2 separate regions of the Homo sapiens genome follow, and region 2 is linked to region 1. Evidence: chromatin loops called from intact Hi-C (ENCODE). Cell type or tissue: sigmoid colon. All regions are shown on one strand. Each heading gives the region's core, and the rest is flanking DNA. Links, peaks and the distances in the headings are about the cores only. Region 1 has its middle 71 kb from the start of LINC02357. Region 2 overlaps CCKAR (cholecystokinin A receptor).

What was found. Hi-C counts contacts between places; a loop is a spot of excess contacts. Peaks named below come from ENCODE experiments on the same cell type or tissue, not always from the same donor. Only the 100,000 strongest peaks of a DNase experiment are listed, where the experiment ranks them.
Region 2: it touches region 1 in a loop (5-fold over the local background); 1 of 110 quality-filtered maps calls a loop at or near these places.

Annotation. Positions count from the first base shown.
Region 1 is chr4:26,139,896-26,144,291 of GRCh38, forward strand. It overlaps a transcript of RBPJ not described here. Among named protein-coding and RNA genes, the nearest start is that of LINC02357, 71 kb to the left of the region's middle. RefSeq lists an enhancer at 1-189. In sigmoid colon, for the core only: no CTCF peak of the experiment used is centred there; DNase peaks (open chromatin) are centred at 366, 466, 1,504 and 2,246; H3K27ac peaks cover 2,341 bases.
Region 2 is chr4:26,482,430-26,486,825 of GRCh38, forward strand. It overlaps CCKAR (cholecystokinin A receptor), which reads right to left. Exons shown (of 5, transcript NM_000730.3): 3 at 3,208-3,469; 4 at 727-854. Among named protein-coding and RNA genes, the nearest start is that of CCKAR, 5.9 kb to the right of the region's middle. In sigmoid colon, for the core only: no CTCF peak of the experiment used is centred there; a DNase peak (open chromatin) is centred at 1,742.

The sequences.
Region 1 (4,396 bases), core at 75-4,074:
CCTGTGTCCCACAGACCCACCTGGAGCCTCTGTTCTCTGGCTGTAGGTCATGAGAGGGGTGGGACAGAATGCTGAGAGCATACCCCTGATGATGGCTGCCTTAGAACCCAGCCCCACTACACCCAAATTTAGGAGCTGTGTCATCTTGCATACGTTCTCCAACCTCTCTGGGCCTCCAGTTCCCATTTAAAAAATTAGAGATAGTGGTGACTTCAGTGAACTCATATGGATAAAAGCACTTGGAACAGTACTACGTAAATGTCACACAGCATTTGCTAATACTGTTACCACAGCCTTGATTGGCATCCCCTAGGCTGCTGCATGCTGGGAAGAGGACACAGGGGCCTCCTTAATTGCCCAGTGACAGCCCAGGCTGTGGCACAAACCACAAATGTACTGAAGGCTTCATGTCTCTACTAGGATTCTTTTGGTTACAAGCAGCAGTAAACCTGCCCCAAACTGACATCAGCAAAAATAACATTTTATGAGCACACATAACTGAAGAGTACATGGCTTGGTTCAGATGCCCAAAGGATGAGGTCAGGATCTGGTGTCACTCTCCCCCAACTTGGCTCTCCTCCCTGCGTTGATTCTATTCTCAGACTGGATCTCCATTCGTGGTGACAAAATGGCTCCCGATGGGCAGGGGCTACATCCTTCCTCCCTGGCTCACAGTCAGTGACAAAAGAGCAAGACTACTGCCCTGGAAGCTCAAGCCAAAGCCGCCCCACCCCCCCACCCCCCAAATCACATTGCCTCTGATTGGCCTGACTTCATCCCAGGATGGTCACCAGCGTTTTGATTAATTAGGTCTGGGTCCAGCACCGCCCTAGTGTTTTGATTAGTTAGGTCTGGGCCAAGGACCGCTCCTGGAGGCAGAATTGGAGCCACAGGGAGAAGTGGATGCCCGAGCCCAATCTGGGACACTGACCCTTCCACAAATAAATAAATAAATAAATAAATAAATAAATAAAATATTTGCAATATTTGAGAATGGCAGAGGAGAATTCTAACATAGCAAGGAAAAGCTCTGCTTTCTTTTCCCTTAACATCTCTGAACAATTCATCTCCTCTTTCTGCTCCAAGAATGAGAGCCAGGCAGGTTGTTAAGATGGTTAAGAATCCACACTCTGGAATAAGACTGTCTGGGGTAGATCCTGGATTTGTGTGACCCAGGGCAACTCCCTTTACTATCTTGGGCCTCAGCCCCTTTGTCTATAAGACAAGGCCAATAATCCTACCTACTTTCTGGGCTGTGCTGAGAATTAAATGAAAGGATAAGTCCTCAGAGGGTGTGTCCAGCCCACAGTAAATAATCAATTTGCTCTTGCAGTTGTTATTCATGCGTGGATGTTCCTGCTCCAACTCTGGCCTCTCTAACCCAGCACTAGGCCTTGGGCTAAAAGCCTTCAGGAGAAAGAATGTAACGGCAGGCCAGGGACGAGCCCAGCACTCAGATACTTCCTACCCCACTCCTGCGGGTGGGAAGAAGCTCTAAGTGCAGGACCCAGGAAGGCCAGGCTGCAGCACAGGCCCCAGGGCAGGACCCAAGCCAGGCCCGGAACGCCCAGGAACACTTCCTACCCCCAAGTTAATAAGAAAACCACAGCATCTATTTTTTTTAACTGACACATAATTGCACATATTTATGGGATACAGAGTGACATTTCAATCTATGCATACAACGTATGAGGATCAGATCAGGATAATTAGCATTTCCATGCCCTCGAGCATTTGTCATTTCTTTGTGTTGGCAACATTCAAGTCTTCTTTTCTGGCTATTTGAAAATGTGCAACAAATTGCTGCTAACTATAGTTACCCTACAGAGCTATAGAATACTAGAGCTCATTTCTCCTGTCTAGCTGTAATTTTGCGTTCATTCACCAACCTCTCCTTATCCTCTCCTCCCCCTTTCCCTTCCCAGCCTCCAGTTCCTGCCATTCTACTCTACTTCTAGCAGAATCTCTTCTTGCCTTCAGAGCCCCTTCCCCCAAAAGAAGCAATCAAAAACACCATCCAAATAAGGCAAAAAGCTGTGCCGGAATTTGCATGCAGAGTGTTTATATAGATTAGAACATCTTTGTTGACTCGCAGCTTAAACCTCTGAGGCTTTGCAGTTCATCAAAGTTTAATGTTCTGTTTCACGATGTTCCTTGCCGTGGTTAAGTGGCTCCGTCAGCTCTTAGAAGGGAAACTTCCCCCTTCAGGGTACATTTCCCCTGCCCTGAGCCCAGGAGCCCCACTGCTAAGGGCATCTGTTCTGTTTGCTTTTGAGAAGTACAGATGTGAGTAGTCACCAACTTGAATCTTCTGTTCATCTGGCAGCTGGGCAGCTGGCTGATGTAACAGCTGCAGAACACGGAGTCTCCCAGAAGGGAGAAAAAGAGAAAAGAAAAAAGACACACATAGCCCAGGATGATATGCCACCACTCAGAGGCCTCCAGGAATTGGATCTAAAGAATCTCACTCCACATCATTCCAGCCAGAGTGGAGGCCAGTGGGATGCAGTTGAGCTCAATCCACATTTGTTGGGCCTTCACTGGGCAGCTGGTGAGAGGAAGGTGGCGGCTTAACAGGATCATTAGGAAATGGTACACTCTAGTTGGGAGTAGAAGGCTCTTGGATGGGGAAGAGCTGGCTCTATCGTGAAGGAATCTAAATTGCAAAGTGTTCACAGGTATCACACATGCCTTATCAGAGGACATGACCAAGGTCTTCATTTGTAGATGCTCAGATGTCACCTAAGTTAAGTGAACTGTTGGGGTCAACCTACAGACACTTCTTGTGTATCCAGTGAGTTTCCTGCACTGTGCAGGCACAGGAGAAAGAATAGGCATTCAAGAAGCATTTGTCTATTTTGAGTGTGTGTGTGTGTATGTGTGTGTGTGTGTGAGAGAGAGAGAGAGACAGAGTCTCGTTCTGTTGCCCAAGCTGGAGTGCAGTAGTGCAATCTCAGCTCACTGCAACCTCTGCCTTCCAGGTTCAAGGGATTCTCCTGCCTCAGCCTCCCAGGTAGCTGGGATTACAGGCAGGCACCACCATGCCCGGCTAATTTTTGTATATTTAGTAGAGATGGGGTTTCATCATGTTGGCCAGGCTGGTCTCAAACTCTTAACCTCAGGTGATCCACCTACCTTGGCCTCCCAAAGTGCTGGGATTATAGGCGTAGCATTTCACTATGTAATGACTACCTCAAACCTTACACTGAAATTAACTCATATTTCATAATAATATGATTAAATAAGGAGAAGCCAGCATAGATGCATGTTAATCCAAATTCAATCCCATCTGATTATCTCTCTGCTCCCTCAGTGGTCCAAGCCACCTTTGTCTCTCACCTGAGTTATGGCAGTCACTTCCTAACCAGTCCCCCTGTGCCATACACCTCATCCCTCTTTCAATTTATTCCCAACACAGCAGCCAAGGAAATCTTCTTAACAGGTAAGTTGTATCACGTCACTCCTGTGCTCAAAACCCTCATCTCGCAAAGCGTAAAAGCCAAAGTTCCTCCAATGAATGACTTCCAGGGCCCTGTGTTACTTGTAGTGGAGCCATCTTGGAAGTGGTTCTTCCAGCTCCAGTGGAGCCACTGCAGCCAGCATCATGTGGAAAAGAGATGGGTTTTTCTTTGCTGAGCCTACAGAAATTACAGAATCATGAGTGACTAAAAGATTGTTATTTTTGTAAGCCACTAAGTTTGAGGTGGTTTGTTACACAGCAATAAATAACCATTAAGCTTTCACATTAAGGCTGGACGTGGTGGCTTATGCCTGTAATTCCAGCACTTTGGGAGGCCAAGGCAGGTGGATGGCTTGAGCCCAGGAGTTCAAGGCCAGCCTGGACAACATGGCAAAACCCCGTCTCTACAAAAAAATAGGAAAATTAGCCGGGCATGGTGACACACACCTGTAGTCTCAGATACTCTGGGGGCTATGGCAGGAGGATCACTTGAGCTCTGGAGGAAGAAGTTGCAGTGAGCCAAGATGGTACCACTGCACTCCAGCCTGCGCATCAAAGCAAGACTCTATCTCAAAAAACAAACAAAAAACAGATTCACATTAAAAAATAGTTCATTGCTAAAAACAGTCAAAAGACATTATTGTAGAAAAATATCTAATGAAAAGATAAACTTTATATTATGTGTTAAATTTCAAAAGGCCACAAAACAGTGTATATAGAATAAAAATATTTTTTAGTGTACAAGATATCTATAAAGTTTTCATGCAATTTGAATTTTTAATAAAATCACTTCTATAATAGGTATAAACAAGTTGCAAAATGCAACTCAAGATTTAAATAAATTGTCAATGATTTATTTGTTTCAATTTTTTTATAGAGGGGAAGAGAGCATAAGAGGGAGTAAGAAAATTCTTTTTTTTTTTTTTTTTTTTTGAG
Region 2 (4,396 bases), core at 77-4,076, 340 kb after region 1:
AATGAATATTCACACTCTTCTCCTTTCCTTCATTAGCTCCCCAGAGGGAAGGTTCCTGCTTGCTGGGTAAGATTCCAGATTGCTTTTATGATGAGGAATCTGGATAAGAAGAAAAAATCCCATGAAAACCAAAGAAGCTAGAGAGACTCAGTTATCTGTGTAGTAGACAGCTGAGTTAGGGCATGGAGTGAGAAGGGAAAAGCTATGTCAACAAGGGTGTCAAGGTCAATTTTCATGGACAGTGGATTGTAATGAATGGAGAAGGAATGAGGCTTTGTGGCCACTGCAGGGTGAAAATAAAAAGGAGAGAGGATGAGGAGGAGACAACAAAAAGCCGGCTGTGGGTTAGGAATCAAATCCCCTCCAGTACCTTTGGAGAGACACAAAACAGGCTGGAATTACAAGTAGCTCTGGTTATGGAAAGGGGTCTGTTTGAATACAGCACTACAGAACAGCTGGCACAGAAAAGGCCTTGGCTTGTTATTGGGTTATATGTGGGTTACTTTATTCCACTCAGAATGCTTTTGAAAGGAATGATTTCCCCATTTTACAGATAAGAAAATGAAATACTGGGCCCGTGACTGTGCTTCTTGACACAGAATCTCATAAGAATACTTAAAAGCTTTTCCAACAAACTTTACGTACACTCTGGGTATATCTATTTAAATGATAGAAAACAAGCTTTTGTGCTCATTTGGCATAAACACACAGCTACAAGATAGTTACCTTTAGCAGACTTCTTCTGGCTAGCCTCAAATTTTATTCCCTGGTAGAGTTCCAAAGAGATTAATCCATATGCCACCATCATCACAATTCCAGGAATAAGAAAGAGGATGAGTAACAGGAATGTGTGCCTAATGAAATCAAAAGAAATCCAATAACCAGCAACTTTAGACCTTCAAACTCAAATGGGAAGGAATGAATAGGGTTTATGTTTATTTTTACTGGCCTGAGCAAACACATTAATTACTAGTATTTAATATCCTTGGCAACTTCATGTCTGGAGATTCAGTCATTATAAGTTGTTTACTTCTTTTCTTTTTTTAGATGAAGTCTCTGATGAAGGACTAGTTTAATTGGAAAAGTTTGGCGTAATTCTGTGCTTGAAAGAAGTCTATGTATGAAAAAGAATGTAAGCTTTAAAAAATAAGAGTATGTGAATAGCATTTCAATAAAGCTGTTTTAAAAACCCTTAAAAATTACTTACATACATCGAGGATTTCTATGTGCTACATATAGGCTAAGCATTTTACATACATCACTACATTTAACTCTCATAATAACCATTGAGGTAGGTGCTATTGTCTTAATACCTACAGCAGAGAGGAGGAAACTGAGACTTAAAGAGATTAAATAATTTGTCCAAAGTCACACAGCTGGTAGCAGAGGTGGAATTTGAACCCCCAAAATATGATTCCAGAACCTAGAAGCTATGCTTTTAAGCATCACGGTATACCATTTGCCAAACAACAGAGTAATCAAATGCTTAGGTGGGGACAATGGAAAACCTTCTGGGTCTTACAAAACATGCCATTCTGGCTGTTTCCAACCCATAAGCAGCTCAAACATTTACGTGGGCGTCCATTCTCCATGACCCTGTGAGGCTAGCATAGTGGCATCATCATTCTAGTGCCTGGTTGGGTAGAGCTATGCTTTTTCTAAACATCTTTGATTACTGAAGAATCACAGCCTCCTTCTTTATGAGTCTGGCCCCTAAATCACTTCTGCAGTCTGGCATGTGTGAGGTTACACGATTAGGCCATAAAATTGTCAGAGGCTCATGGTGGCTGGGCCATTTCTCACTTCAATTTGACATGTTTTGATAAGATTCCTTTTCAAGCCTTGGAAATATTCCTCTCATTTGCAACGTAATTCCTTTGTGTGTGTGCTACTTGGTTGAAATGAAAGGAGGAAAGCAAAAAAAGCAGAGATGATCTCAGTTTGGGGCTGTTACTCAATGTCTAGTTCCCTGCTTCTAAAACATCCCTGCAATTGGTAAATATAATACCCTGCAATTTGTGTAGCCTTTTTTATAATGACATTTTTATGAACATACTCTCCTTGGTATCTTACAGCCACCCAATGAGGTAGATTTTTAAAATATCCACATTGTTAACTCCTTATAGAGATAAGGAACCTGACGTTCAGAGAGCTTATGTGAATTTGCCTAAGGTGTGCAGTTAGTAAGCAAAGGAACCAGTATTAGAAACTTGCGTTTTTATTTCTGGTAAAATGCTCTGGGTAAGTACCGGAGCTGCTGCAGCTCTAAGAAAAACCATGTGGGATTTGGGACTCATTCCCTGCTCTGTCTTAATTCTTTAGAAAATCATTGCCAGCTGCAGTGGCTCATGCCTGTAATTCCAGCACTTTGGGAGGCCAAGGCGGGAGGATCACTTGAGCCTAAGAATTCAAGACCAGCCTAGGCAATATAGTGAGACCCAATCTCTATTTTAAAGTAAAGATTTTATTAAATAAAAGAAGGCCGGGCGCGGTGGCTCATGCCTGTAATCCCAGTACTTTGGGAGGTCGAGGCGGGTGGATAACCTGAGGTCAGGAGTTCGAAACCAGCCTGACCAACATGGAGAAACCCCACCTCTAATAAAAATGCAAAAAAATTAGCCGGGCATGGTGGTGCATGCCTGTAATCCCAGCTACTCAGGAGGCTGAGGCAGGAGAATTGCTTGAACCCGGGAGGTCGAGGTTGTGGTGAGCCGAGGTCACACCATTGCACTCCAGCCTGGGCAACAAGAGCAAAATTCCGTCTCAAAAAAAAAAAAAAAGAAAGAAAAAGAAAGAAAATCATAGCTCTACAATTAATCAGCCTAACCCTCCACTACAGCATTTAGAAGCATACTGCATAATGATTAAGCACAGAGCCTCTGCCTCTTCCTTAAGTTTGTGAATTGGGAAACTTAACCTTTCCAAGTCTCAGTTTCCTCAACAGCAAAACGGACACAATAATAATAATACCTATCTTAGAGTGTTTTCAGAGGATTGATTGAATGAATATATGCATGGCATTTAAAACAGAGCTCGCCAGCTAAGTGTTTGCTATCGTGATTATCCTAGAACGAGGCTAGAAAGACCTTCTCAAAACGTCTCCAGGAAACTGATCCCCCAACCACTCTGGGCAAGGCATCTCAGTTTTTCATGATATTGCAAAATTACATCAAGCTGTATTTTTAAAAATAAACAATGCAACCTTACCAGGACTGCTGCATAACATCATTTGGCAGTAGAAAGCGGCACATATTCGCGGTCTGGTTGTTATTTTTGGTAAAAGGCACCAAGTTGCTATAAATGGGGTACGGAGTCATGATGGTAAAGGAAAGGCACCAGGTAGCAGCAATCACCTTCAAAGCATGGGATTTTGTCTGCCAGACCCGGGACTGTAAGGGTTTGCAAATCGCACCATATCTCTCTAGAGATATGGCTACCAGATTAAAGGTAGATACACTCACAGAGGTGCCTGGGAAAGGAACAAAGAAGCCGGTTATGTTGACTCTGAAATCCAAAGTTTATTTGCACATTAGCTTGAATATATCTGATCTGCACAGGTTTGATATCAAAGGAAAACGCTTGGAAGGTAAAGAAATATTGTGTATGTATATTTTTAAAAGATGATTTATTCTCAGCTTTGTTCCAGAAAGGGTTTAAGGCAGTTAAAGAAATGGCTTTGTAAATATATCTCATTGCCAATTTTTAATAAGTTTATTGAGCTTTGATTATCACCTAACACCTGCTTAGGCTCAAGGTGCTCATTAATTAATAACCAAGGGGATGAAATTCATTCTTGCCCCCACAGAAGAGGTTTCTCTAAAATCTGAAGAAAAGCTGTAATTTTGAGTATCGTCTGCATAGTTAAAATGATTTTTAAAACCCGAGATTCTCAAGGGCTCTGTGACCCTGAAAGGTCACTGTGATGTGAGCCGGAGGCATGAAGGTTTTTTCTAAAAATTTTGAGTACATACTGTTCTTAATAGTGAAACAATCTATATTTCAAAATGCAGCTTGTTGAAAAAATAAGTAGTAAAAAAGACGAGGGAAAATGCCCCATACAGTAACTAAAGGTTTCTCTGGGTTGGGGACTAAAGTCTCTTGTCTTATTGTTTTTGTTTTTCTGTATTTTGTAGAATGAGCAAGCATCACCATTACAGTGAGGAAGATATTAAATGCACCTCATTTAAAATCATGTATTTCTTGGCTGGGTGCAGTGGCTGATGCCTGTAATACCAACGCTTTGGGAGTCCGAGGCAGGCAGATCACTTGAGGTCAGGAGCTTGAGACCAGCCTGGCCAACATGGTGAAACCCCATCTCTACTACAAATACAAAAATTAACCAGGCATGGCTGCACGTGCCTGTAATCCCAGGTACTTGGAAGGCTGAGGCAGAAGA